7 separate regions of the Mus musculus genome follow, and regions 1, 2, 3, 4, 6 and 7 are each linked to region 5. The links are chromatin loops, found by intact Hi-C in ENCODE. Cell type or tissue: left cerebral cortex. All regions are shown on one strand. Region 1 has its middle 65 kb from the start of Trmt9b. Region 2 overlaps Trmt9b (tRNA methyltransferase 9B). Region 3 overlaps Lonrf1 (LON peptidase N-terminal domain and ring finger 1). Region 4 has its middle 60 kb from the start of Trmt9b. Region 5 holds the start of Trmt9b (tRNA methyltransferase 9B). Region 6 holds the start of Lonrf1 (LON peptidase N-terminal domain and ring finger 1). Region 7 has its middle 97 kb from the start of Trmt9b.

Region 1 (4,000 bases), 65 kb before region 5:
AAGGTGTGCGCCACCACGCCCGGCTGCACTGTGACTTTTTAGCAAGACTTCCTTAGTGTGGCTTGTTTGTAAGTTCTTTCTATAAGAGTGCCATAAATCTGGAAACACCGGTGGATCGAGGAGAGGAATTCATTCTTCAAAGGCAACTTCATGTGGAAGCTCCCAGAATCAAAATGGAGTCACATGCGTCAACCAGACAAGACATTATTCAGGAAGGTCTCCCGTAAGTACGATGGCTTTAGAGAAAAAGGCTTCCCAGACCACAATTTTGCACAAGGACCACTGCAATCTCACACAAAACTTGCTTCTGTGCTAACAGCTGCATAGTGATGGACACATCAACACCAGGCTGGCATCTCCTGTGAGTTTCAGTGCTGTGGACAGGAATTATTGTATTAAAATATCTTGTGAGGTTTCCCTGCTTTGTCTTTAAGAACATCCAGTCCATATACTCAAAGTTTCCTCTGGCAATGCCCTGACAGTCTACTCCCAAGTGAGTCGCCTCACTTTTAACTACACTTTAGATGACCTCTGTTATTTCCATTGACGGGGTGAAGAGGGGTTGCCTAAGTGAGGCTTCTCAGAAGGGGAATTACCTGAGGTGTTAATGGAAGCCTGAATGGGAGGTCTTTAGAATGTTTCTTGAACCTCGCTGTTGGAGCTTGGTGGTCTGCAAATGAGCAGGTTTTGACTTTATGTGTACTGGCTGGTTTTATACCAACTTGGCACACATTAAAGTCATCAGAGAAGAAGGAGCCTCACTTGAGAAAATGCTTCTAGCAGATCTGGCTATAAGGCATTTTCTTAATTAATGTCTGATTTGGGAGGCGCCAGCACATTGTGGATGGTGCAATCCCTGGGCTGGTGGTTCTGAGTTCTATAAGAAAGCAGGTTGAGCAAGCCATGGGGAGCAAGCCAGTCAGGCAACACCCCTTCATGGCCTCTGTGTCAGCTCCTGCCTCTAGGTTCCTGACCCCTTTGAATTCTCTTTTCTTTTCTTTTCTTTTCTTTTCTTTTCTTTTCTTTTCTTTTCTTTTCTTTTCTTTTCTTTTCTTTTCTTTTCTTTTCTTTTCTTTTCTTTCTTTCTTCCTTCCTTCCTTTCTTTCTTTCTTTCTTTCTTTCTTTCTTTCTTTCTTTCTTTCTTTCTTTCTTTCTTTCTTTCTTTCTTTCTTTCTGAGACAGGGTTTCTCTGTATAGCCCTGGCTGTCCTGGAACTCACTCTGTAGACCAGGCTGGCCTTGAACTCAGAAATCCACCTGCCTCTGCCTCCCGAGAGCTGGGATTAAAGGCATGTGCCACCACGCCTGGCCCCTTTGAGTTCTTGTCCTGGCTTTCTTCAATGATGGACTATAATGTAGATGTGTAAGCCAAATTAGCCCTTTCCTCCCCAACTTGGTTTTTGCTCATTGTGTTTCATCACAGCAATAGAAACCCTAGGGCATTGTGCTTCTAGGGTCCCGGATGAGGTTCATGCTGTCTGTAAAACACACTGTGGGTAGCTGGACCCTAGATCCCTTGGCAGGTCGTTGTGCAAAACCTTCCAGGCATGATATGTTCAGGAGACACTTGGGTGTTTGCGTGGACACAGTACTGGTTGTCTCTTGAGAAGACGTGCGGCGAGGCACAGGCAGGGAGAGTAGTCTCTCTGTGGAGAGCTATGGAGGCTTGCCTCTGCACACAGAGGAGTCCCTTCACAGGACTACATGTTTAAAAGGATTCAGATGTGGAAGGTCTGAACTGCAGAGTCCCAGGTGCATCCTGTTCACTGGCGTGTATTAAGGTTCTCAGTCTTTTTGTGGTGCTTGCTGCTGCTATTTATGATTCTTTTTCCCTTTTATTTTTTATTTTGTTGATACATAATCATGCACATCTATGGGGTACGTGTTATATGTGCATTTTGCAAAGGTCAAAGTAAGGTCATGGACATATCTATCAGCGTAACTAGTTAACTAGCGTGGTTGCTTGTCCTGACTTTGCGTCGCATCTCTTTGTAACTAGCACTGAGGTCTGTTTCCATACTGAAAGGAGAGCCAAGGAAAGGCTTCTAATGCAGGTGACTTTCTCAGTGACTCACAGCCAGCCGAGCAGAAGTGTCACAGGCGTCCAGAAGTACATGGGTTCAACTAAGTGGCATTCTATTCCCAAATCGCTTGACTTCTCAGTGATCCACATTGAAGATACATCAGCCTGTCTTTATAGACCTTTTGGGGGGGGGTCCGCTTGAATTCCTACCTGGGCACCCACTTATTAGTTACCTTTTATTTGAAAGACCTAGTGAAGGTGGATTCATTCACCTTTAGTTAACAACATTTTGATCAGTCCAGGGCTTCAAAGGAAGCTTTCAGTTGTCCAGAAGAGGGCAGTCTCTCTCCACATTTCAGAGTTCCCACGCGTACCTCCCGCCGATCTTGTCTAGGATAAAACCGGTTCCGCCAGTTTTCCTCTTCTCCAACCGCTCTCTTAATTAGGCTCCGCGTTCTTTTAGTCTCACATAGTCTTATTTCTACTTCTAAATATACTAAATATACCGAGCTCCCACCGCTGTGTCTCCCCCTTGGCTTCCTTCCCTTCCAAATGCCAGCTGCTCTCTTATCCAGAGAGTGTTTATAAGCACCTGTCCAGAATATCCCAATGCCTCTCTAACAGTGAAGAAAATAAACGCGTACAACAAGCAGGGAAGGCCTGAATCTATCACCCTGGTGGTCATAATCATGAGAATCAAGCTGCAATCTGTTTCTCGGGTGTCTTTGCCTTTTTCTGTCCCCTGCAAAACCACCTTCTTGTGGGTTTTGTAATAACGGTTCAGGACAAAGCCTTCACTGTCCATAGAAGTGGTGTAGCCTTTGAGAGTCTCAGCGTTTGTCTATACAGATCTATCAGTGACAGCTACCCTCAGAAATACATGGTACTATAAAGATTTCTGATCTCTAGAGCCGGCATAATGAAAGATACCATTGTTGCCATCAACAAATGACTCAGAGTCTCCCAGAATCCTTTAAGAACTGTTCCAACTCCTTGCCTTCCGTCTACTGACGTTGTCCTTAAGGGACTAACTAGTCTTTCTTCTTCTTCTTCTTCTTCTTCTTCTTCTTCTTCTTCTTCTTCTTCTTCTTCTTCTTCTTCTTCTTCTTCTTCTTCTTCTTCTTCTTCTTCTTTTCTTCTTCTTCTTCTTCTTCTTCTTCTTCTTCTTCTTCTTCTTCTTCTTCTTCTTTTCTTCTTCTTCTTCTTCTTCTTCTTCTTCTTCTTCTCCTTCTCCTTCTCCTTCTCCTTCTCCTTCTCCTTCTCCTCCTCCTCCTCCTCCTCCTCCTCCTCCTCCTCCTCCTCCTCCTTCTCCTTCTTTTCTTCTTCTTCTTCTTTTTCAAATTTAAATTGTTAACCTTACGATATGAGTGTTTTGTCTACATGCACATATGTGCACCCCATAGGTGCCAGGTACCTGAAGAGGGTGTGGGATACTCTAGAACCAGAGTTACACACGATTATGAGCCACCATGTGGATGCTGATAATCAAACTAAGGTTCTCTGGAAGAGTAATTGGTGCTCTTAACCTTTGTACCAACTCTCCAGCCCCATATCTTGCTGGCTTTTAATTGGTCAAGACTGAGAACTAAATTTGACTCTCGTTAAGTCCTCAAAGGTTTCTAAAAAGCCCCTTGCCTATATAGAATGTTCATAAGTTGTTCAACAAACATGTAAAGAAGGGGAGTTTTTATTTTTATTTTTTATTTGGGCAGTTCTGCAACTTATTCCACATCCATCCATCCGGTTAGTTCTCATCCACATTGACCGTCTGGAGATTTTTGAATATGGTAACAGGCACATAAATTGAGCTTCTCTTGGTGATTATGTTTTCTGGACAAAGTTATTCAGATGTGATACAGGACATTTCTTATTCCCTTGGCCCAGATGGCTTTATTGAGCCTGGTGTCAATGCGCACATCTGTAGTCCCCATTTCCTTCAGGGTAAAATTTTGAATTTAGTGCTCGAGGAGCTCACTTC
Region 2 (4,000 bases), 51 kb before region 5:
TGAACACATATACACTGGTCATGAGATCCTGGCCTACAGAGAACCTTATCACAATAAACTGGAAAAACAATATGGGTCTGGCTTTCAGAGACAGTTTTTGACTTGAACAAATTCTGAAGATTTTAAGTTCCCTCATGTCTAATAAAAAACAAAACAAAACAACAACAACAAAAAACCCTTAGAGATAATGAGCAAGTTCTCTTCAGCCTCAAAGCCTATGGGATTTGAAAATTGGCTATCACAAGGATAACCAATGTGAATGACTGAAATCTGAAAGGGACATGTAGTGCGGCCGTGTTCTCTGTTGGAGTCTAGGGACTAACTCATTGTTTTACTGAATAATTTGTTTCTATAGAAGCCATGGGTGAATACCATGAATCAGTGTTAGTAATATTAATAAAACAACATACAGAGAAAGTTTAAATATTATGTATTTTTTAGTTAGATGATGCAAAGAGAAGCCAGCTAAACACAAGGTCAAAAGCCCTTCCTAATGATAATACAATAATCGTGTGTGCTTAAAAAAATGTATTAGTTATCATTTCACTTTTAATCCCTGAAAAGTCAGAGGGAGATTCGAGTATTTCCTGAATAGAATCCATCTTTCCCCTACGTGTATGTGTGCTATTACGGGTACATTTTATTAGTAGTACTGATTATGTCACACTAGGTAATTAAGGAACTCAGGGGACTGCGCATGATAACAGACACTCTACCTCTGACTGTACCCCCAGTTTTATTGGGTGTATTCTCACCAAACAAATATATAGAAAAGTCCTCATCTATTAGGTACTGGAGGTGTTTAATCACAGCACTGTGCCAAGAGGAAGCTCTGTTTCCAAACAGGAACCTCTACATAGATCAGGGAGGAGTCTGGTTCCAAGCAAAACTGAGCAACTCCAGCGCTGATGTGGGCAGCAGCGCTGGCAGAGAGCAGCTGAACCTGTCCTCTTGACGCTCACATCATTTAGCCGTTAGTGAGGATTTTAAACTAGTGAGCTCTGAGGTTTACCTGCCACAGGTATGCATCAAATAACTAAAGAGAAGTCTGGCCCATATAAAAAGCCTGATCTCTATATAAAAAGTTTTCGGAGGGAGGTCACTCAAGAATACAATTGGCATTATTTTCGATCTATCATATCTATCGTCTGTTTTATTTGTGTGTGGGCTGGTGTTTCACCTGCATAAGTGTATGTACACACCACATTTGTGCAGTGGCCAGAAGAGGGTATTGAACCCCTTGGAGCCAGAGGTACAGACAGTTGTGAGCTGCTGTGCAGTGTCCACAAGGCTCTACAGAACGCAGCTTCTGTGGATCGTGATAAGTCACTGCATTAACCTGGTAAAGCCCAAAGAAGGGACGAGGGAAACACATTAAAACAGGTCTGTTTACATGCTATAAATAACTCTTTGTAATAGACTAATAGGTCTTCAATGTTCCAGGACCCTACTGGGTTTCAAAGGGTGTTGTATAGAAAACAAAGTCTTCATTTATTGATAAGTACAAAATAATTCATTTTTAATCATAGTTTTATGCAGAAAAGTGACTCTTGTGTTTTAAATGTGTATGTAACAGGCAGTAGGTAACAAACTTTTAAAGCAAGTGTTTTTAAAATTTTATTTATGCTTATGTAGCTGTGTGAGCAAACGGTGCATGTATACAGATGCCTACGGAGGCTAAAGAGGGTATTGGATCCTCTGGGACTGCACTAGGCAGCTGTGACCCACCCAACCTGGGTTGTGGAACTGAACCCGGGTCCTCCGCAAGAGTAGTGGGTGATCTTAACAGTTGAGCCATCCCTCCAGCTCCAAGTCAAATGTTTTGGAGGAAAAAGAAGCTTATAGAGGAAGATTTCCTCACACATGTCAAATGTGTTACACACACACACACACACACACACACACACACGTTATATATACACACACATATACAAGTTCTGGTAGGACGCACCATGAACATCACTAGAGTGAAATCTATCCGAAATGTCACTGCTGAGAAACTATGTTGAAAATTTTAAGAAGTAAAAGAACATTTTTGTTGGTGAATCATAGTCACAACTCAAATGCAAAAATAGTATTCCATATTTGCAGTCCATATATACATTGCATATATGTACTTAGAGCAATTTTCCGGTGGAAAGGCTAAAAAGATGACTTGGATCCAATTTTTGGATTACAGAACCAAATGGTGACAGCAGGTTTCCTTTAACACCCTGTCAAGTCATTCACTTTATGACTTACTGTTCTTCAACTTTCTAAGTGCGTAGGTCTTACTGAGCACTCAGAACTTCCAGGTTTGGCAGAAAGCAGGCTTTAAAACACTGCTTTCACTGGTGTTTGGGGCCTGAGGATTCCTGTTGTTGGGGAGCCTCCTGTCAATGACGATAGCACATATATACCTGTCCCCTGGCGACTTCCCCTAAACGTCACCGGGTACTGCCGGATGTTCCCTGTAGGTTGGGTGTTGGAGAGCCTGGCGTGAGGTAAGAGGTTGATTCAACCAGTTTACACTGCTACATGATTTTAGACAGTTTGCCAATTGCTCTAAGGGCAAAAAGTGTTCCTTCTCGGAATCTGCCAGGGAAGCCCAGTGTGCCTATAGCTGAGTACGGCAGTTGTCTCTCTTTTACTAAAAGACTCCAAAACGTAAGAAAATAAAGAAGTGGGGGAAAGATATGTCCTCATGTCAGGACAAGCCAGAAATGCCAAAATATGAAATTCAAAAATAGGGAATAAATACATATGAATGTAAGAGTGAGTTTTGAAACTTCTCATATTATTCTAAATGTGAAAATGACCTTATCATGTTACCTCATAGCTATAATTCCTAATAGCATATTTGGGAACTTAAAGGGACACTTTTGTTAGGCTAATTTATTTTGAGTCAACACCTCTTTGTGTACTCCAGGTTGACCTTAAACTTATGATTCTCCTGCCTCAGCCTGCACAGGGCTGGGGTTATAGCTATGTGCCACCATGTCTCTCAAGTCCTTTTCAATTGAAAGAAAGTAATGGGGTGTATTAGTGCATTTCTGCTACTGTAACAGAATGCCAAAGACTAGGTAAACGATAAACGATAGAAACATGAAACAATAAACTTTAAACAATAGAAACCTATTCGGGTCGTGTTTCCAGTTGAGCATAATTCTTCAAAACAGCGGGTCAGCATAGGTGAGGACCTTCAGGCTGCCTCCTGATATAGCTTAGGGCACAAATGATAAAGAGCACTGAGTGAGGCATGGGGAGTTGAGGGGGACACTCTGCCAAGCTCACTGTTACACAGATATTTCCTCTGAATTGAAAACTTCAAGGAAGGTGCAGTGTGAGACCCTGGAAAACTAGAAGTTCACAAAATTTACAAGACTTATAAGCCGCTCACTGAGACTATACAAAGAGTAAGCAGTTGCTGGGGGAGAGGAGACTCTTTAGCGAAGCTGCCTACACATTGTGACACTTATCCATGAGTTATACATTGTGACACTTATCCATGAGTTATACATTGTGACACTTATCCATGAGTTATAAGCTATGTTTGGTGGGAATTTTTCAGTGGCAAGTTGCCTTTGAGACATGAAAGTAATAAGTAAGTCTTCCCATGTTCCTATCAGAAACCTGACTGTACTAGATGCCCTATCTGGGGTTCACCTCTCCTTGGAAAAAGTTGTGCCAATCTCTCTCCAACTCTCTTGTTTAGGGACTTTCCTTGTGATAATGAACTCACTTCTATAACAGGCTTCATACATTCAGAAGAGCTGTGACACATTCTAACATAAGCTTTGGAACAGACACAAATGAGAGTGTAGCATCCTCCATTTTCTATAAGGGAAAGGTGGGACCTTTAAGCTGAGAACATAGGAACATGGCACATTTCTGAAAAGCAGATAAGGAGTCAACACTACACACTCTGTCACAGTAGCGGAGTGGTGCTGGGATAGGAGCCTTGTGGACTCCAAAACCAACATAAACAGCTTTGTGCTTATGAGCACAAATACTCTATCTT
Region 3 (4,000 bases), 230 kb after region 5:
CTATTGTGAAGTGAGTTGTTTGCCTAATTTCTTTCCCTGCCCGTTTGTCATTTGTATAATGAAGGGTTGCTGATTTGAGTTAATTTTGTACCCAGCCACTTTGCTGAAGTTGTTTATCAGCTGTAGGAATTCTTTTGGGGCTCCCTTACTGCGACAGCATCCGAAAAGACAGGATCTTTGCAAAGTTCTTTGGGAAAACTCACTGATGTTGAGTCCTAGCTGTGTGACCTCAGTGTTCATAGACTGTGCCACATCAGTTGTGATGTTAAGCGTATGGCATTTTGAAGGATCACCTGGGTCAATAAGTAATACACAGTGCCCTGGATCCCACCTCACTGAGTTGGCATACCTGGACCTTCCTCTTTTCTTCCTCCTCCTCCAGTTTATGGGTTTGTTTGCTTGTTTGTTTGTTTTCTGTTTTGTTAGCGGTAATCCTCATTTATTTTGTTTTCACAGTGGTTTTTGGAGGGTTTGGTGCTGCTGCTGTTTTCTGTCTTTTCAAAGCAGTTCATTGCAGATACCTAGGAGAGGAGAGTGTTTAGTGCATTTTTTTTGTACGAGCTCTTTACCAATGAGCTACATCCCTGGACCCTGGATAGCTTCCTATTGAGTGAGTTATTGCTCAAGGACCTACGGAAGACATATTCTACTCACAGTGTGTTTATTTCCTGGCACTGATTTGTGGATAACCACATTCTATGACCCACGAAGCTTGACCCCCAGACCTAGAGTTTAGGAAGCACGTGCTGCACAGAGAAACATGGTGCTTTATAGAGCGCCCCGTTTTCCTGCAGCCACGCATTCCCTGTGCCTTACTAAGCCCTGTTGATGCGGGTGATTGGGATTTATCCCTGGCTTGAGCACCCAGGACGTTTTATCACGCAGCCAGCTGCGTTTGCGTGCCCAGAGGTTGCAGGGAAGCTGGTGTTTGCTCCCAAGCAAGGACTCAGCAGTGGAGGCCACCGTATGGGTAGCTGTGGTCAGTGACAGGCTAAGTCCAGTGCAAACACAGGGACTTTGAGAGTTTTGAGTTTAGTCCACGTTCTTAGGTTCACACAAATACAATAGTACTCCAGCTATAACCCAAAAATTGGCTGTCGTGGACACCCTGACCTCCTGACAGAGTAGGGCTTGCTAAGAGATGGAATAGTTCCATCTCTCTTAAAACGTCTTCCCTTTGTAATCTGAATATTTATAAAGCTCGCTCTTCCCTTGGGTACCTTCTTAAGCCACTTTATCCCGTCCTTGCCGAGGTTAAACCTCCCTCCCCTCTTTTTTCTTTTTTCCCTTGAAGTGATATGACCCCTATTGAGTCATACCTTGGTTCGTAAAACTTAAAAATGTATCGATTCTTTCCTGATCACTAAAAATAGTGTCTTCTACAAACACCTCTCAGAATTTGAATAGACAGTAAAGCGTATATTGTTGTTCTTCATCAGATAGTATATATCTTCTATTCTATTTTATAATATTTCTTGCAGATTCTGTGTGACTTACTGTCACCTGAAAATGTAAGGGAAGGCCTGAAGGAGTCTTCCTGGAGTTCGTTACCGTGCATTAAGAGCAAACCTCTTGGTTTTCCATCAGTAATGGAGCAGCCACACTCCCCTGCTGAGCTTGGCCTGAAGCAGGTAAGGGGTGGAAGGATGACATTTGCTCCCTACACCCGCCTCCTTAGAGCTAAGACCCCCCACGTTCTCAGGGTCGAGCATTGGAGCCTGCTTAAGTGCACTGCCTGTCAGATGATAGTAACAGGGTCTTGTCTGCAGCATCTGATTTATACTGAAGCTCTGGATGTCATGTCAGTGCTCACTGCGCCATTTTAGGTCACTTAGCTGGCATCACACTTACAGTTTAGGACATGCATATAGCTATAAATATTCTAGTCTCATCTAGAAGCATCTGCGTCAGAACTGCTGCTCTACACAGTGCTGTGACATCAGTCAGCATGATACCTAAGGCTCTATAAATACTGACAACAAACCCTTTACTTTCCTGGTTTTAAAGTTGAAAAGTTCTGTTAAGCTAGTTTTCAAACTCCTTATAATAAGGAGTTGAAATCTCGGTTCCGTTTTTTTTCTTCTTGGCAAGGAGAAGAAAGGACGGTGAACAGAGGGGATTGCCTTTGTTTATTGTGTTCCACAGCCTGAAGAACGAGTGGAGGATGCCCCAGAGCCTGTCAAAGGAAGCTTAAGCCGCGCCCAGTCAGCACAAGCCATCAGTGCAGCGGCAGTGCCTGCCAGGGAGGACGGTTTAAAGCGCGTGTGCTCAGAACCCTTACTGTCCGCCCAGGGAAAGGGGGTCCTGCTCAAACGAAAGCTGTCTCTCTTAGAACAGGACGTGCTTATTAACGAAGACGGGAGGAGTAAGCTCAAAAAGCAAAGCGGTAAGGCTTCCCCTCTGCAGTTGTCCCCGTCAAGTCCTCATTCCAGGTGGCCTTTGGACTTCTTCCCCCAAGAGTAAAACCCTGCCTGTCTCTTTATTTCATTAGAATCTCCCAGTGAAGACTGTATGTTTTCAATAGCTTATGGCGACATCCCAGAAGAACTAATCGACGTCTCAGACTTTGAGTGTTCTCTCTGTATGAGGTGAGTGTGTCAAATTCTGTAAAGATGATTATGTTGGTATAACTATGCAGCATAGATGAAGGCAGTGCTAGGGAAGATGAGCTAACACTCTAGGGCTAAGCATCAGAAGGTGGAGTTTTAGTCCTAGGTTTAGCTTTAAACAGTCCTCTGAATCTCAGACTTATGCATCCAGAAAGTGGGGCCAGTGTTTGCAGACACAGGATCTGGGTGCCTGGCTGTCCTGGAACTGACTCTGTAGATCAGACTGGCCTCGAACTTGATGAGGCTATATCAAAATCTAATGGTCACCAGTGGCCTACTTGGTTTGCTCTGTCTTTGAGTCTGCATTTACTTTGCTCAGTTTGGCTCAGCCACGGGCTTAAGGGTTGGGGATCCACGTGTCCAAAAGTGATGACTGCTATAGTCAGTGCAGTCCTGGGCCCCTGGCAGAGTACCTTTGTTGTTCAAGGTCTTTCAGAAGGTGCAGGAGGCCACCGTACTGTTAGCATTGCCCTCTTCCCCCTCTCCTCTCTCACCTTGGCCTTCTGATGCCTCTAAGCCATGGTTCTTCTCAACCTTCCTAATGCTGTGACCCTTTAATATTTCCTCATGCTATGGTGACCCCAACCATAAAACTTTTGTTGGTATTTAATAATTGTAATTTTGACACTGTTATGAATTACGATATAAATATCTGATATGCAGGATATCTGAGATGTGCCTCCCAAAGGGCTGAGGAAGAGAACCGCTGCTCTAAGTAGAGCTTTATGTTACAGTCCATTATTAACAGAAGCTTTTCCGCCGTGGAGGCTCCTGGTGTGAAAGCTAATGTGCGCTTTGTTTGATTCCAGGTTGTTTTTTGAGCCAGTAACAACCCCTTGTGGACACTCATTCTGTAAGAATTGTCTTGAGCGTTGTTTAGATCATGCGCCATATTGTCCCCTCTGCAAAGAAAGCTTAAAAGAGGTAAACGCACATTTGTATCTGTCTGTTGGTCAAAGTTTGGGGACATGGCTTGGTTTGTGTTCAGCAGAAAGCGTGGTTTCATTTTCAGAGTGAGGTGAATTATGAATCCTCGCCGACCAAGAGCACACTGCTGATTGATTACCTGTGTTGTGTAGGAGAGAGAAACGGAGAGCCGGGCAGAGATGGGGCCTAAGAGCCAAGTCCTCCGTACTTGGATGGCTGGTTGGTTGGTTGGTTGGTTGGTTTGGTTTTTTTGTTTTGTTTGTTTTAAGGGATAATAGGAAAATATAATTGGAATAATATGATAGTGTAAAACAAAGACTAACACATCAGGGTTAGACAAAACAAACAAGCAGAAGGCAAAGCCCAGGAGAAGGTACGAGTAACAGGTCCACTTGCCTGCATATTATCCCAGAATCCCACAAAAAATGCTAAGCTGGAAGCCATAATATGTATACAAAGGACTT
Region 4 (4,000 bases), 59 kb before region 5:
ATCATTAGATGGTTAACCCCAGCTTCTGGACAACCGGAACAGAATTCAAGTACAAACTAATTCAGTTTTGATGAAGTGTAACAAGCATTGTGTGGCCAAACTAAACAGCACCTGCCCTGACACATTGGGGGGAGGGAGGGAGAATAGCCCAGTTCTGTCTATTATTAAAGAGTACACAAACACATAAAGAATCAACTATGTATCACAAGCATACAAATTACACTATTTTTAATATCTGTTACAAAAAGATCCTGACCACTGTTGGTTCGTATAAATAATATATCTTTAGGTTATTATAAGAGTCAGGGTGTTTTGCAGCAATTTGTGCTCTAAATCTATTGCTAGTTCCCTCTGGGGGAAAAAATTTAAGTAGCTCTATATTGTAGGGGGAAAAAAAAAGAACTTCACGCTTTTGACACAAATACATATGTCAACACCAGGGAAGGCACGGAAGCATGTAGCAATCTTCCTAAATGCTCCTGAAGCCACAGCAAAAGCCAATGGAATGAAATGCATTTCTATGGTAGTTGCTAATTTAATATCTTCTGCTGCAAAAGAGAACTTTTTTCTTTGGTCAGCAAGGACAGCAAACACTGCCAGTCTACAAATATGCATATACACATATATATTTACATACATACATATATAAGAGCATCTGAAGAACATGGCACATGTTCACATACATCTTCAGCGTGTCTTGCTTGGAACTTTCACTTATGTGTGGGTCTTAAACATCTCCAATGTTCTGGATAAACAAACAGGAGAATTTTGAATCTTTACCATAGACCATCTAAGCAGAAGTTTTATGACTAGTGGGTAAGAAATGCTTGTCTTTCAGGGTTTTTTTTTTTTTTTCTTCTCTGTGAATGAAAATATGTGGATACTTTGTCTAGGGACTTTGGTGTCTGGTTACACTTGCTATAGAGCAGTTACCATGACTCTCTGTGCTGATTGGAATAGGTTTGACCACCATAGATTCACATGTTTGAATGCTTGGCCCTAAGGGAGTGGTACTATTAGGAGCTGTGGCCTTCTTGGAGTAGGTGTGGCCTTGTTGAAGGAAGTATGTCACAGTGGAGGTGGGCTTTGAGGTCTTAAATATAAACTCAAGCTATGGTCCAGTGTGGAATCAGAGCCTCCCCCTGGCTGCCTGTGGAAGGAAAGCCAGTCTCCTTTTGCTACCAGTAGACCAAGATGTAGAACTCCTGGCTCCTCTAGCACCATGCCTGGCTGCATGCTGTCATGCTTCCTCCCATGATAATAATGGACCTGTGAAACTGTCAGCCAGCCCTAATTAAATGCTTACCTTTACCAGAGTTGCCATGGTCATGGTGCCTATTCACAGCAATAAAACTGAAACTAAGGCACTCACTTTTCCCCATGAGATAGGAGCCTTAGATAAATCATGAAGCAGTGTGGAGAAAACTGGGGGTTTTCATGGGGTTGAATTAACACTTAATTAAACTGGAGCCAGCTTTGCTTTTCCCAGCTCTAGTTGAAAGAAAAAGCATGTATTTGCCAATTGGGTATCCAATTGGATATCAGTTCTCACAAGTGGTCCATTGTCTGTTTATAATCCACTGAAGGGGAACCATCATAGCGGATGGACAGACTGTAGGGTAACACTACAATGAAACACTCCTACTATTGTGGTGCACTGCCGGGTCTCAGGGTAAGTAATGCATTTACAGCTTGGGGCTGGAGATGAGGCTCAATGGGGAGAGTTCTTGCCTACCCACTGTCAGGTCCTGCATCGGATCTTCTGTCCCATATAAACCAGGAGGATCAGAAGTTAAGGTTATCCTCAGGAGCATAGCAGGTTCAGGGCCGGCCTAGGATACATAAGACCCTGTTTCCAACCAAGCCAAGCCAAGCCCAGCCCAGCCCAGCCCAGCCCAGCCAAGCCAAGCCCAGCCCAGCCAAGCCAAGCCAACCAAACCAAACCAAACCAAACCAAACCAAACCAAACCAAACCAAACCAAACCAAAAAACTGTGCACTTCTTAGCCTGTGTTTTCTGTTTGACCGTTCTCTTAGATTTCTGTTCTTCCTCCTGTGGAATGCTATCTGTGCTTTGACTTCAGTCCTTGGTTGATAAAAGTTCTTTTTAAGTTCTTACCCCAGTTTTGTATATAACTGAGGGCATGAAGATGGAGTTCATGGTATCAAAATACAGTTCTGGTTTCTGAACCAAGACTGTGCACAGAGGACTTGAAAAATCCAGTGGGGCCTCTGATCCTCTTACAGCCCTCGGGACTGTTTTTTTTTTTTTTTTTTTTTTTTTTTTTTTGCCAAATGAGTGAGTGGTAGTGTTCCTGTGCCTATTGATGGAATGAGCCTGCTGGTGCATCTGTCTTTGAGGAAAGCTTATAATTACAGCGTTTCAAGTCTGAATATATCAGATCCCTTCAAGGCATGGGATAATTACTTGTTATTATGTAATTTTAATGAAATCTATTGTTTAAAATAGCCGATTGCAGAACAGAAAACAGGTGCAATTGTAGGAAATGAGTCTGAAACAGAACTTGAGTCGGCTTACCAGGGGCCTGCGTGCCTTCCGAATGAGTTCATATCTTACCCTTCAGGATACATTCTATTCTGAAATAGATTTACCGAGCGCTTGTGCTCGAGGCTTGTCAGTTGGCCCAGGGTAGCCTCAGTTAAGTGAAATCTAACTGTGTCAGACAGGCCTTCTCCATGTTAATTAACATGCATTGCCATCCTTGCCCCCCTCCTACCCCACCCCAGGAGGGAGATTTGAATACTGTATTTTACAAAACTAACAATATCATTTGAGCATGGGCATACAGCAAATACAAAACGTGTTCCAGCAGGACACTTGAATTTTTGGTCATTATGTCTTAATATTATGTGCAACCCAATACCCCAGATATGTCCTGGCTTTACATCATTTGTATCTGGGGACACTGCACAGCTCTGAACAACAACAACAAAAAAAGAATACCTGCATTAGCCCCCAAGTTCTTCACTAATAAAACAGGGAAATAGGGGTATTTTTTTAGAGTATTCAAGAATTGTAGAAAGTGATTAGAGAGCTCTGTGATCAAGATCTCTTTTTTTTCTTCAAGTCAAAGAGAGAGAGATTTAAAGAACCAACCAACCAAACAACCAACAAATAACAAAACAGGGCTGGTAAGAGGGCTCAGGGACCATGAAGATCTTAGAGGAGTGAATCAACTCTTGCAAGCTGTCTTCCGATCTCCACAAAGACACAGACACACAGACAAACACATGTGAAAAACTGAAAAGAAGACATAAAGGGGAGAAAGATGCGTAGTCTTTTCTTAGCCTGCTTAATGCATTCTTGCAGGCAACAATCACAGTTAATCTTGAACACTTGGTTGCCTGCTTAGCATAGAGCCTGGGATCCAGCAGGAGGGCATGTAGGACACCCTGGTTCTGAACTCAGACTGGATCCAGACCATCTAGGACTGAATCTTAGCTCCGCCTTCACTAAATGTGTGATACTTACTGCTTATGTAGATTTTGGTAACTTAGCACATTATTATTATTTTTTTCCTGCCTTAGATTTTCTTATCTGCAAATTGGGAATTATATTTATTTGAGACAGCTATTGGGGGTTACAGATAAAAATGATAAATATTAGTTAGCTGCTATTATTACAGCTCCCTCTTTTTCTGTTCAGGAAAAGTGAGACTTGGCTTGCTTTGTTCTTTACCGTCAGAACAGGCTGTGAAGGACAGAGTAGTGAATAGTTATGCCAGTATCCTTATCCGAGCTGGGTGTTCATAGCATGGTTTTAAAAAATATTTATTTTGTGTGTGTGTGTGTGTGTGTGCGTGCATGTATGGATAGGTCTGTACACATGCAAGTGCAGTTACTCTTGGAGTCTTAAAGAGGCACTGTGGGCCACCGGACATGGGCACTAGGAACCAATTTCAGGTCCTCTGAAGGAACAGTAGGCACTCTAAAATCAGTAAGCCACTCCCTAGCCCCTCACACCTTACTTTTAAGGCATT
Region 5 (4,000 bases):
ACCTGGAGTTATAGGCATTTATGCCTGATGCTCCCATGCTGGGATATGACCTCTTGGTTCTCTGAGTGAGAGCCTTGAGTACTATTTACCATGGAAGTGTCTCTCCAGACCCTCTACCCACTCTTTATAATTGCTCACCTTTAAAAGCAAACTAAGCATTTTACAATCACCACTTATGCACTCCCCACAACTGCCTTCAGAGAGAAGTCATTATGCCCATGTCACAGATGAGGAAAAGGCTTGAGCCAGGTTTCAGTTTAGAAGATTTAGTTACAGCTCAAAGAAAGAAAGAAAGAAAGAAAGAAAGAAAGAAAGAAAGAAAGAAAGAAAGAAAGAAAGAAAGAAAGAAAGAAAGAAAGCCCTCCTTACTTGCTTCTTTGGTTTCTTTGGTTTCGAAGTGTCCCCTAATAATGAATGACATTCACTCACTTTGAGAAGAACCTCTCATCAAAGGGTCTTAAGCAAATTTCTCTCTCAGGCTATCTGGAGAAGTGAGTCACAAAAGCTAAGGGGCACTCACCTAACCTCTTAACATCACTCTTCTTCCAGGGTTCTTGGGGATCCAATTATGAGTTGAGCTCAGTTTGGATTTAGTCCCCCCCCCCCGCCCCCCCACACCCCCGTCTCTCCTCAAACACAGTTGGCAGCTTTCCTCACACTTCCCCGCTACATATCTAGAACACATCCTCCTTTGTGTAAGAGTGAGACCAGGAATGTACAGATGACCACAGACGTGGACGACGACAGATCACGACAACTGGCCATGCCAAAGGCTCATTCCAATGACATCTTTTGCTCAGATCCTAATCAGAGCCAGAGCATCACCGAGAACTGTCCTCTCAACATCAAGTTACTCTGTATTGCCAACTGTGTCTGGCTTGTGGCTTCTTCAAAGCAGTGACAGAACCTTGATAGTCAGATAGACACACATAGCCCAAGTCTTAAAGAAGCAGACACTTCAGAACTAAGCCCACTTAGCACTTCTTGTTTAGAGTCCTCCAAACCAGTAAGATTCAGCTTTATAAAACAAACAAACAAACAAACACACAAAATGAAGGTTTACAGTTTCGTGGGAATGCTCTGCCCCCTGGTCCCTACATTTAAAATCAGGTTAAGTTCTTAACTATGCAGACCAGTCATTTTCAATGTCACCATCCCTTCCGCAAGGAGAAACATTAGAATACCTGAACTACCTTAGATATACCAAGACACACACACACACACACACACACACACACACACACACACACACACGCCAAAGGATGAAGTATTTTCAAAGAGCATCTTTAGAGCAACCAGATCTTTCTAGAGGCAGGCTTTCTTTCCAGTGAGGAACGGAGCCTATAGAGGGCCCTCTTTTCAGACGTGGCCATCAACAAAGCAGCAGTTCTTTGCAATGGTTTCCTTAGTGATTGGATGCTTTGCAACTTGTCACAGTCTCCTTTTAAATGCACCACACACAGCCAGCCAGTGGCTCCTGGACATTCCTCCCCAGAGATCTTTATCTCCAGAGACCCACCCCAAGTGTCCCTAGGTCACTGATGGATCACATCACCAGAGCTGTTTACACGGCTGTAGCAGGCTTCTTGATCTCTGAAAAATCCAACAACTTTCCCTTCACTAAATTTCAATACAAATTAATCACCCCCCCCCAGGAAGCAGAAAGAATAGATACCTTAACGGGCTATAGGAATAACAGTGCTTTTATCTGGGGGCTGGGGAGGGGGAGTGTTAAATGCCCTTTACTGGTGTATTAGGAATAACCTTAATTTCCAAGCTAGACGGATATAGTCTTTTCCTGCATGAAATTTCCTAGGTGCATTTTAAAGATTTCATGCACACCAACTAATACATAAAGAAAGGCCGGGCTCGGAGTTGTTTGCATCTTTGTCTCTTTTTATATGTTATTTCTGACAAAGAGCTCAAGTTAATTCTAACAGGCGCACACAGGAGGCACGTATCATTGTATAGATCCCACCATCCTGTTTTGACTTTCCTTCCAATAAACTGTATTTTCATTCTCAGCTTTGGAAACTTTCAGGCTGCTGAGTTATCTTAGTTCCCGCCTCCTGCTGGGTAGAAAACCATTTCCCAAGTCACGGCTTTTAAAGGGAAAGATACACGTGCGACCAGAAACAAAAATACAACTTCACCTTTATACTTCTGAGCTTGTCGCCTTGGACTCCGAGAGCCTATTTATCCTCCCTGCCATCTGAAAAACGTCCTGCAAGGCATGCTGCTCTGCTTTGGTCACATCTCAAGTTTGCAGGGTAAACAGGTTCTCCCACCATTAACAAGGATGGCCGAGAAAGACCAGGAACTCACCCAGGCTTGCAGATTCCCGGGCGCTCTGGCAGTCCTTGGGGTGCACAGCCGCTGCAACTCGGGCAGCGGAGATTCGGGTCACCATAGAGCGGTGCAGACGAAGGTCAGCACCAGGTTTTGGGCGGTCTTTGCCCGGGATCCGGGCGGGAGGCTCGGCCGAGCTCTAGCTCGGAGCTCTTCAGTAGCGCAGCCCGGGCTATCCAGGATGCAACTTCCACGGGTCGGCCTAGGAGCGTGAGAATGAAAGGGAGAGGACTAGAGAGAGGGACAGGGGGCGGGGAAGGGTTTTTGGGAGTACGCGCGGGACGGAAGCGCGCGCCCGGGCTAGAGCGCGGCTCCGTAGAGAAGTTGGAATGCAGCCGCGAGGCCGCGCGCATTCAGGCTCCGGTGGGGACCTCCTGCCGAGCTGCACCGCTTGGGCGCCAGAGTGACAGCTGCGACTTCCCACGACCCCCACCCAGCGGAGTCCCCACCGCCTGGGCCCGCCCTCACCTCTCCCCAGGCTACAACCGCAAGCCCGCGGCGCCTCCGAGTCGGCTCGGCGCGGCGCGGGCGCGCGGCGTAGCCCAAGCCGTGTGGCTGCTCTGTCTGTCCCCTGCGATCGCCGCGCCCGGACGCGCCAGAGGCTGGGCTCAGGATGACCTTCCTGTCTCCCACCTCCAGTGTCTGGTGGGGTGAAGGGTCCTAAGTGGGAGAGACGCCACTGGGCGGGTACACCTGGCGGGCCTTAAGCGCAGCTCAGTACCTGTGGTGACACCACGTGACCCTGAGCCCAACTCTTCCCCTTTGATCCTGACCGCAACCTACTGTAAAGGAAAAATCCCTACCGGGTATCTGGGCACGTGGGCTGACTCAGGATTGGAGGAATCAAGTCCAGCCTGTCACCGCACAGGCACGCTTGCTCAATCTTTTGAATGTTTTGCTAAAACGAGCGGGTCAAAAGCCGCGTATATCACAACAGTGCAGGGTGGGATATAGAAGCGATCACCCAAAATGGATATAGATCATTGTTTTTGCAATAATAGTGTTAATTGCTTTCAGTGTCTTAGCTGGTAACCTTCAACCCCTATTCGTAAACAACACAGTTACAGGCAGGGTTCTTTGTACTTTTTTTTTTTTTTTTTAAATACATGTTCCCCGGAGTCGGAGCCCAATACATTCAGTAATGCTTTGCTGGCTTTTGGATAAGACCCTGATGTTGTTGAGTTTCTGTCCTGTTATAAGTGTTGGTAAGGACTCATCTTAAGGTCTCACAAAGACAATGTGCATTTAAAACGCCACAAGGAGGACTGCTGGAGATTAGTTTAATTCAGGGATAGTGTTCTAGTACTCAGGCTACTGGGGTGGCCCAGGGAGAACTTCTGTTTGGATTTCTATTGCAATGTCACAAATAACAAAATAACCATCTCCTAGTCCTCTGTAGAAACCTCTGCAGGTGCTGAGGCACACATGTGGTTTCTGATCGATCAATAAAGATGTTAGCGGCCAGTGGCCAAAGGAGACGGGACAGAACCCTTAGGGTTGTTGCACAGGCTAGGAAGTAGGGGAGAGGTGACAGAGGAGCGCCAGGACCCAAGGAAAAAGGATGGGACGCAGGAGTGGCAGGTGATAAAGCCAACCACATAAACACACACAGACACACACACACACATGGAGTAATAAATAAAATGTTAAA
Region 6 (4,000 bases), 210 kb after region 5:
GAAGCCAATTAGATCCCCGCTGGGGATCATCTGATCTCACGTCCCTCTCCAGGAGGGGCTCAGAAAGGGCGGGACCAGCCGGCCAGCTCTGGTGAACTAGGAGGCCGGCCGCATGTCGGGAGGCCGGGCGCAGAAGCCAAGGCCCGCCCCGCTCCGCCTCGCTAAGCCTCGCCCCTCCTCTGTAGGCCCCGCCCCCAGGGGCTCCCCGGGCGCGCGCCGCCCCGCCATGTCCGCGCGCCACGCCCCCCTGCTCGCCGGCCGCGTGCGGAGCCGCGCGCCCCGGAGGTTCCCGGACCGTGGCGGCGGGCGGCGGCGGCAGAGCAGCCCTGTGCGGGCCATGTCTTCTCCGGCCGTGGCGAGGGCGTCCCCGGGCGGGAATCGGGAGGCGTCCGGCGGACCGCGGAGCCGGAACGGGCCGTGGGAAGTGGGCGGCGGCGGCGAGCGGTTGGAGCGCGCGGGCGCGGAGTCGGGGCGCTGGGAGCTTCTGCTCCGCCGCGGAGAGCTGCTGGCGCTGGGCGGCCACCTGAAGGGAGCGCTGGAGGCGTTCGCGGCTGCGCTGCGCCGCGGGGCCCCGGCCAGGCCCGAGCGCCTCGGGTCGCTAGTGGACTGCCTGGTGTTCAGCTACCGGCTCCGCCACGGGCTGCGCTGGAGCGCGGCACCCGCGGCGGGCGCGGCCGGGCTGCTCAGCTGCCTGAGCTGCCGGGGCTTCCTAAGCGAGCCGGTGACCGTGCCGTGCGGCCACAGCTACTGCCGCCGTTGCCTACGGAGGGAGCTGCGCGCCCGCTGCCGCCTGTGCCGGGACCGCCTGCCACCCGCCGCCGCCGCCTCGGAGGGGACCCCGCGGCCGCCGCCCCTGGCCGCCGCCATCGCCGACTTCCGAACCAGCGTCGTGCTCAACCACCTGGCGGAGAAGTGGTTCCCGGGCCAGCGCGAGCGCGCGCGGGCGGCCGGCCGCCTCGGGGAACTGCTGCACGAAGGGCGCTACCGGGAGGCCCTGGCCGCCGCCTGCGACGCCCTGCGAGCAGGTGATGCGGGGCTGCGGTGTGGGGCCGGGCGAGCGGGGATCACGAGTGTGGGAGGGGGCGGCGCCCCGGGGTGCTTCGGTCACGGTGGGGATCGCCTGGGAGCTGCAAGTGACGCGGCGCGGGGAGGGGCGCGGATGCGAGGTTCCCTCGTGCGCGCGCCCAGCGGGGACCTGGGGCCGCGGAGCTTGGGCGCGGGGTGGGTGGGGGCCGCAGGCTTCCCTCAGTACTCTGGCCGGGAGCCCCAGCCGGGGTGGGGGCGAGCATCCCCGGGCTTGGCGGGAGCTCGGGGGATACCGTGTCTACCTTGGTCGTGCACTAAAGTCACCGGGGCAATTAGAAGCCGCGGGAGGGCAGAATTGCATAAGCTGGGTGGGGGGGCGTTGTGTAACGGGTGACGTTCAGTGGGCGTGGCGGGAGCCCGGCGCGGGCACCGGCATCGGGAGGCCCAGCGACGGCCCAACTCCGAGTTGGTGGCCGGCTGCCCCCGAGGTGGTCACCTCTTCTTACCTGCAGGATCTCTTGCTCCTGGAACCTCCTCCACCTGCCTGTCTCATATCCTGCTTCCTCCGCCCTCTGTGCTGCTCCCTTGTACCCCTGGTGTTGGTAGAGAAGTAGCCTGTGTGAGGAGTTTGCCTTGCTCACAGTAGACCTGTGAGGGGAAGCTTTGTAGGTCTTTTGTTTATATTTTCATATCCAAGAAACAGCAGCTTGGTCCCGTCTCCTGCTTAGAGCTTAAGTTGGTTTTTAAGCTGGGGGGTAGGGGGAAGAGGGCCATGTAAACTTAGTAAACCCGAGAGTTCCTCTTTAGATCCTGGAATGTGGTTGTTCTCTACTGACTGGGGAGGGGACCTTATCTAGAAAAGCACGTAGAGACATCTTCGAATGGCCACCTCTTTTAGGAGTCCTGTCAGTACAGACATCTGGTGGCCCTTCCAAGGATGTCACTAAACATTCCTAGGCTCACAGCCGCCTATGTGAAAGACTGATCAGGCCCAAATGTCAACTTTATCATACATAGTTGGTCACCTGATGTTGGCCATGCTTTATGTCTGCTGCCTACCACGAGAAATTACTTATATGAAATCATTGACATTGGGAATTTTTAACTGATTTAAGTATTAGATAAGTTATAATCTTGTAACTGAAATTATTATCTTGACTCTTTTAGTCATCCTGAGCAAGTGACAGTAGCTTCAGGAATATCTTTCTGGCATGTTTTCATTGTCTCCCAGAAGCTTCATGAGCAAGCAGTAATAAACTAAGATGACAAACCCAGAACACTTTGGAGTCCACAGTTCTGCTGGGGGTGACTCTGGATATCTGGGTGAATAAAGTTGAGTGGGGGAGCTGGAGCCAACTGACCAGTCATCCAGTATCAGGCTGCGGTCAGACCTTAATGAGGAAGCAGAGACTGGACGGGTGACTTACCAACAGTCACTTGGGTGGTGGCTTGTCTGGACAGCTTAGACCCTCCACTTTCCAACCTTCTGTGCCCAGTATTGAGATTCTAGGGTCTACCGGGATATCATCTTGAACAGAAAAAGCTGGGAATGATGAATTCTTTTGTTTCCAAGCTTCACAGACCAAACGTGAGATTTGCTTACAAGCTGTGGAACCACCCCCTTTTCAGGACTTGGATGCAAGTCTCTTCTTGCCTTTCACTTTATTATGTTATTAGGTTTTTATTTTTCTTATTTGTAGGCTTGTCAAAAACCAGTAATTCTACACCTGATTGTGTATCTCAGCGATACTAAAGTGATAATATTTTTCCCTTGAATTCTTTGTGTGAGATAAAAGGAGAATAGTTATAGAGCCAAACATATTTGAGTTGGTAGAGGGCAATTGTATGTGGTTCATAATTTATGGGCATTAATAAGAGTAGGCGGATAGCTCCGGGGTAGCGTGCTTGCCTGGCACATGTAATGTTCTGCTCTGTATCCCTAACCTTCCGAACAAGCAACGCAGTCACTCTCAGAAATCTGTTTGTCCGCTTGTTAAGGTTAAGTTTTGTTTGTTGGTTTGGTTTGGTTTGGTTTGGTTTGGTTTTTTTTTTTTCTTTTGGAGTTGGTGAGTTATTATCTATGGAAGCATTTGAAAGGCATTTGTATCACTGCTCAACTCTAGTTATTAATGACACCGTCCTTTTTGGTAATGAAAAAAAAAAGCCCTTGCTGTATTTTTTTCATGTTTCTTAGAATGAAACAAATATTATTAGAAAAAAAAAATCTAGTCTGCAGTTGGCCCCCACACAACCAAACTTAAACTTGTCGGCAGAAAAAGAAAGCCCAGGAACCCTTGCCAACGTCAGAATTCCCATTGCGATTACATAAGGGTCTGTTGCACTGGAATATATTTAGATAACATTTAATCCATTGATCTTTTGGTATTAACTCTCAGATGTTTCATAACTTTCTTCTTAGTATTCAAGGAGCTTATGTAAAAGTCTTTTCTGCATGGAGTCTTTATACTGGAGTCTTTTGAACGGATCCCACTGTGGAGTGGATGGAGTCTTTTTATTCTGGATTTTTTACACTGACCCCTCTCTCCTGTGTTCTCCACTCTCCACATGAAGACAGAACGGTGTGGTTGACGATTTGAACTGGCTTTAAAAAAAAAAGTCAAAGTGTATGTGCGTGCGCGCTTGTGGTGTGTGTGTGTGTGTGTTTGTGTACAATTTTTTATTTAAATTGTTTAAGGAAGGTTTTTTTTTTTTAGTTTTTTATGTTTTTCATTTATTTACCGTTTTGCTCATGCATACATACATGCTGTGGTGTGCATATGGAAGTCAGAGGACACTGTGGGAATGAGAGAGAGCTTTCCATGTCAGACCTGGGAAGAATGGCTTGGCAGCAAATGCCTTTGTCCATCTCACCAGCCCAGACTTTGTCTTTTTATTATTAGGTTTGTACGTATTAATGGTTCCTACAGAGGCCCTGCAGAAGGACGTTGAGGCCTCTAAAGCCAGAGATGTTTTA
Region 7 (4,000 bases), 98 kb after region 5:
GAAATAATTAGGATTCTGATATTTGAGTCGATATAAGAATTGTTCAGAATAGACTGAGCAGGTGTGTTCGTTAGCTTTCTACCACTGTAATAATGCACAAGGTATTCATCTTAGACAGGAAAAGGTCTATGCTGCCTCAGAGTTTTAGGGGGTCTAATCAGGCAGACTAGCTGTTTCCGGGTTTCCAGTGAGAATTCCCGTGACAGTGGTAGGGAGCATGGGACACAGCTGCTCCGCTTATTACATGAAGGCAGAGTGAGAAGAGAGTCAGGGTTCTGTGATCCCCTGTAGAGTGGTCTCCCAATGACCTAAGGATACCTTCCTTAGGTTCCGTTTTTTTTTTAAGAGTTCTCCACCTAATAGTACCTTCTTGGGGACTAAATATGCAAACCATGGGTCTTTGGAGGACATTAGAGAGTATGCACAACAAAACAATGCTGCCACAAGATAACGGCTGGAAGAGTTTGATAATACTATTTTCTGTACATCTGTGAATGTTAATTATTTTCACAATTATGAACAGGAATGAAAGTACGAATCATTGACGTTTCCCCCTGGAAACAGAGCAAAAGAGGCTGTTTTCTCCCACACTGCTCTGCTCACAGTGGCCAACAGCCCTCTTCTCTACAGAAAAGTAGTTTCCCCACTAGAGTAGACGTGTCTATTGTGAATGGGAGGCATCCTGTAGGCAGGAGAGACTGTGGATGGGAAATAAGGGTAGGGTGATTACACAAACCCACAGAGGTGTTACACACCAATGGGAGGCTGTTGTTACACACCAATGGGAGGCTGTTGGTCATATAGGTAGCATCCACTTGTTTACATGGAGAAATGTATATGTACGTATATATGATCATAGAAATGATGTATTGCATTTAATATATTTAACAAGTGTTGGTACTGCATTTAAATGTGTATTCCATCTGGGCTTTATTTTAGAGCAGGGAAGAAGTATATAATTTCCTTCCCCAAATCATGAGCCTGTCACATTGACTGAACAAGTCACAGTTTGCCCCACAGCGCGGTAAGTCATGCTAATCGAATCCCACCTCCTAAGGTCTGCTCAGCCTAGTCGATTCTTTGGGTCTGCATATTTTAGCACCTATGTCACTGTGCAAACGATGCTGGCATGGAATGTGATACAGAAATCGGAAAGTTCAACTTCCCTCTTATAAAAATCATTTCAGTTTCGTTTGCATTTTAAATTCCTTCCTACTACTTTGCATTTTCAGATAAAATCTAAAATAACCTTGCCAACTTTCTTACCGAATGAATTTTAAATTATACTTTTATTACATTCATATATTCTTTAGGTGGGATTTAAAGAACCCTGAACATGCGAATGGGTTTTCTGAAAATTACACTTTATGTATTATAAAAATCCTCTATCAGAGAATATAAAATGCATGGTACATTTGATTTTCTTTTAAGAAGCTAAGATCCTACCTTCTAAAATTCTTAGTTCTTTGCTTAATGTTTCTTCTAGAATATATCAAGGTAAGTCTTTACTTCCAGGATTTTGGGCAATGTAGATCCTGAACACATAACTGTCTTTGAATACTCTTTATTTCTAGTGTATGTTTGAGTTTCTGATGAATACTGTATTTTTAGCTTTTGAATCTAGCTGAATGTCAGAGCACTACCTAGTGCCCACGTTTGGAAGTTGGGCTCCCCCTGCTGGTTGGTTTAATAACTTTCTCCCCCTCTCAGGGCCCTTTAAAATGAAATTCTGTCCTCCAGTATATTGAGAGAAAGATAAAAGTACTTGCTCGCTGATGTGGTCAATTGCCTATGTGGATAGAATTTATTGATGTGAGGCCTATAAGATTATATAACTAAAGCCTGGCAGTGATGGTGTGTGCCTTTAATCCCTTTAATCCCAGCACTCAGGAGACAGAGGCAGGCCCATCTCTGTGATTTCAAGGCCAACCTAGTCTATGGAGTGAGTTCCAAGGACCTTGAGGGCTACCCAAAGAAAAAACACCACAGATACACGGGCACATAGATACACAGATACACGATAGATAGATAAATAGATAGATAGACCAATTTTAAAAATAAAATAATAAAAAAATCCAATGTAACCAATTATAAAGTGCATGAACCAGGAATGAAGAAGAAATAGCTGTTACTTGAAGGCACTGGTTGTGTGGTTGTCAGTGGTTAACAGCTAGCTTTCTGAGGAGCTTTCCTTGTGGCCTCTACTAATTTTTCTGGTGCCGATACATCAACTGTGATCCACTGAAAGCTTAGAGTTTGATGTCACTACACATGGAGCTATAAAGCATGCGATACTTAGCTCTATCAACTACCACATGAGAAAGCTTGATTTAAATTTTGTTCCCTGCACAGTCTTAATAAAAGGGCATGGTGCACAGAATAAAATTCAAACACCTTCAAATTATGGAGATCCAAATTTAATCCAACTCCGTGGCTTTCTGGTGTTAAGCAGTGTGTTCTTTGGCTCTGAGAGTCTTGGTGGCTAAAATGAGCTTTAACATCTACCTTTCATGCTTATTTAAAAAGCTAAATTAAGTAAGTAATATTTTTAGTTAAATGGTAAATTAATTTTCTAAATGCACACGTAGGAGGAAGGCCTATCTAAGGACAAGATAACCAGACACAGGATATTTATCCTGTGCCGGACCCAGGCTACTAAGTTAATAATTTAGTGAAACTTTCTCCCTCTTTCTGCTTTTCTGTCTCTCTGTCTCTTACACACACACACACACACACACACAACACACACAAATAAAAAGTTGTGAAAATTACGTGTGGCCATTGCACGCCTGTTAATTCCAGCATCTGGGAGGCAAAGGCCGGGAGATCGGAGCAAGTTAGAGTCCAGCCTGGTCTGTATTGCAAATTCCAAGTCAACCCAAGAAAGCTGTGTCGTGAAACTTTGTATCAACACATTAAAAGGGAAAAATTAGAAGCTGGCCATGTAAACCAGTGACAGAACCTGTCATGTTCCAGGCCCTGGGCTCTATCTTCAGTCCTACAGGAAATGAGTGTAAGTAGGGCTTTATACTAGTCAAGGTCTCGGGAGTTGTCTGGGGTCTTACCCCATAGAAGTGAGGAGAGTGCTTATTCAAACGTCTAAGGGATATAGAGTCAGACTTCTAAAAGTTATGAGTAATTATTTGGAATGCTTTCATGTATAACCTAATATCTAAATTTTACGGTGATTTTGTGTTTAATTTTTTTGTATCAAGGAGAAAGTTATATATTTTAAGACGAACCATTTCAACCAGTTGTGGCTCATGGCTATAATCTCAGCACTCAGAAGGTTGAGGTCGTGGGATTTCCTGAATTCAAGAGCATCCTGAGATTCCTAGTGAGTTCTAGCCAGGCTGGGCTACAATAGCAAGACTCTGTTGTAATCCACCATCACTAGCAGCAGCAGCAGCAACAACAACCACAACCACAAATTGACCTTTGTAAAGTATATTATTCTACACAGTGTATTTACAATGGTATACAAGCCATGCTTCTATTATTTTACTCTAATCTTCCCAAAAGGAGCCCACTGCCCATTATTAAGCATCTGCTCTCTATCTCCTTTCCCCTAAACCCACAAGAACCACTAATCTGCTTCTGTTTCTATAGACTCATTTATTTTGACTATTTTGAAGAAAAGGAACGTCTCTCACTCAACATACTGTCAAAGCCTCATACTCTGGTGGGACACGCCTTTAATCCCAGCACTCAGGAAGCAGAGGCAAGCAGATCTCAGTGAGTTCATGGCCAGCTTGGTCTACAGAGAAAGTCCCAGGACAGCCAGGATGACACAGAGAAACCTTGTTTAAAAAAGAAACAGCCTAAAGTTAAAGCCTATTGTTTCCCTGAGCAGAGGACCTGAGTTGACAGGTGTTTTCCCGTAGATTCTGCAGTCTCAGCTTTTTCAAAGTTTTTTTCAAACATAACCATACACTTCAGGGTAAAGGGTCCGGAAGCTTCAGGCAAGCCCATGAGTCATTTCCCAGCTAGTCTCTCTAGA

The links. A loop is a pair of places that touch in the nucleus more often than their neighbours do. Peaks named below come from ENCODE experiments on the same cell type or tissue, not always from the same donor. Only the 100,000 strongest peaks of a DNase experiment are listed, where the experiment ranks them.
Region 1: a loop joins it to region 5, with 2.5 times the contacts of the local background. A loop is called at or near these places in 8 of 42 quality-filtered maps.
Region 2: it touches region 5 in a loop (2.1-fold over the local background); 9 of 42 quality-filtered maps call a loop at or near these places.
Region 3: it touches region 5 in a loop (1.8-fold over the local background); 3 of 42 quality-filtered maps call a loop at or near these places.
Region 4: a loop joins it to region 5, with 3 times the contacts of the local background. A loop is called at or near these places in 10 of 42 quality-filtered maps.
Region 6: a loop joins it to region 5, with 5 times the contacts of the local background. A loop is called at or near these places in 4 of 42 quality-filtered maps.
Region 7: a loop joins it to region 5, with 2.5 times the contacts of the local background. A loop is called at or near these places in 8 of 42 quality-filtered maps.

What each region holds. Positions count from the first base shown.
Region 1 is chr8:36,521,482-36,525,481 of GRCm38, reverse strand. No RefSeq gene overlaps it. Among named protein-coding and RNA genes, the nearest start is that of Trmt9b, 65 kb to the right of the region's middle. In left cerebral cortex, a CTCF peak has its summit at 2,358 (motif pointing right); a DNase peak (open chromatin) is centred at 2,407; H3K4me3 peaks cover 426 bases; H3K27ac peaks cover 192 bases.
Region 2 is chr8:36,507,527-36,511,526 of GRCm38, reverse strand. All of the region lies in intron 4 of Trmt9b (tRNA methyltransferase 9B), which reads right to left. Among named protein-coding and RNA genes, the nearest start is that of Trmt9b, 51 kb to the right of the region's middle. In left cerebral cortex, no CTCF peak of the experiment used is centred here; a DNase peak (open chromatin) is centred at 2,219.
Region 3 is chr8:36,228,669-36,232,668 of GRCm38, reverse strand. Lonrf1 (LON peptidase N-terminal domain and ring finger 1) reads left to right here. Exons shown (of 12, transcript NM_001081150.2): 4 at 1,482-1,631; 5 at 2,146-2,386; 6 at 2,492-2,588; 7 at 3,419-3,533. Among named protein-coding and RNA genes, the nearest start is that of Gm35712, 17 kb to the left of the region's middle. In left cerebral cortex, no CTCF peak of the experiment used is centred here; a DNase peak (open chromatin) is centred at 1,890.
Region 4 is chr8:36,515,660-36,519,659 of GRCm38, reverse strand. No RefSeq gene overlaps it. Among named protein-coding and RNA genes, the nearest start is that of Trmt9b, 60 kb to the right of the region's middle. In left cerebral cortex, no CTCF peak of the experiment used is centred here; no DNase peak of the experiment used is centred here.
Region 5 is chr8:36,456,709-36,460,708 of GRCm38, reverse strand. It overlaps Trmt9b (tRNA methyltransferase 9B), which reads right to left and starts at 2,623. Exons shown (of 5, transcript NM_176952.5): 1 at 2,326-2,623. In left cerebral cortex, CTCF peaks have their summits at 1,364 and 2,065 (motif pointing left); DNase peaks (open chromatin) are centred at 2,120, 2,273, 2,706, 3,075 and 1 more place; H3K4me3 peaks cover 2,175 bases; H3K27ac peaks cover 1,870 bases.
Region 6 is chr8:36,245,592-36,249,591 of GRCm38, reverse strand. It overlaps Lonrf1 (LON peptidase N-terminal domain and ring finger 1), which reads left to right and starts at 233. Exons shown (of 12, transcript NM_001081150.2): 1 at 233-1,025. The coding sequence starts at 338. It overlaps Gm35712 (a long non-coding RNA gene), which reads right to left and starts at 1,686. Exons shown (of 4, transcript XR_870368.3): 1 at 1,533-1,686. In left cerebral cortex, a CTCF peak has its summit at 1,614; DNase peaks (open chromatin) are centred at 1,390, 1,834, 2,417, 3,345 and 2 more places; H3K4me3 peaks cover 3,521 bases; H3K27ac peaks cover 3,425 bases.
Region 7 is chr8:36,359,124-36,363,123 of GRCm38, reverse strand. No RefSeq gene overlaps it. Among named protein-coding and RNA genes, the nearest start is that of Trmt9b, 97 kb to the left of the region's middle. In left cerebral cortex, a CTCF peak has its summit at 1,685 (motif pointing left); DNase peaks (open chromatin) are centred at 1,064 and 1,678.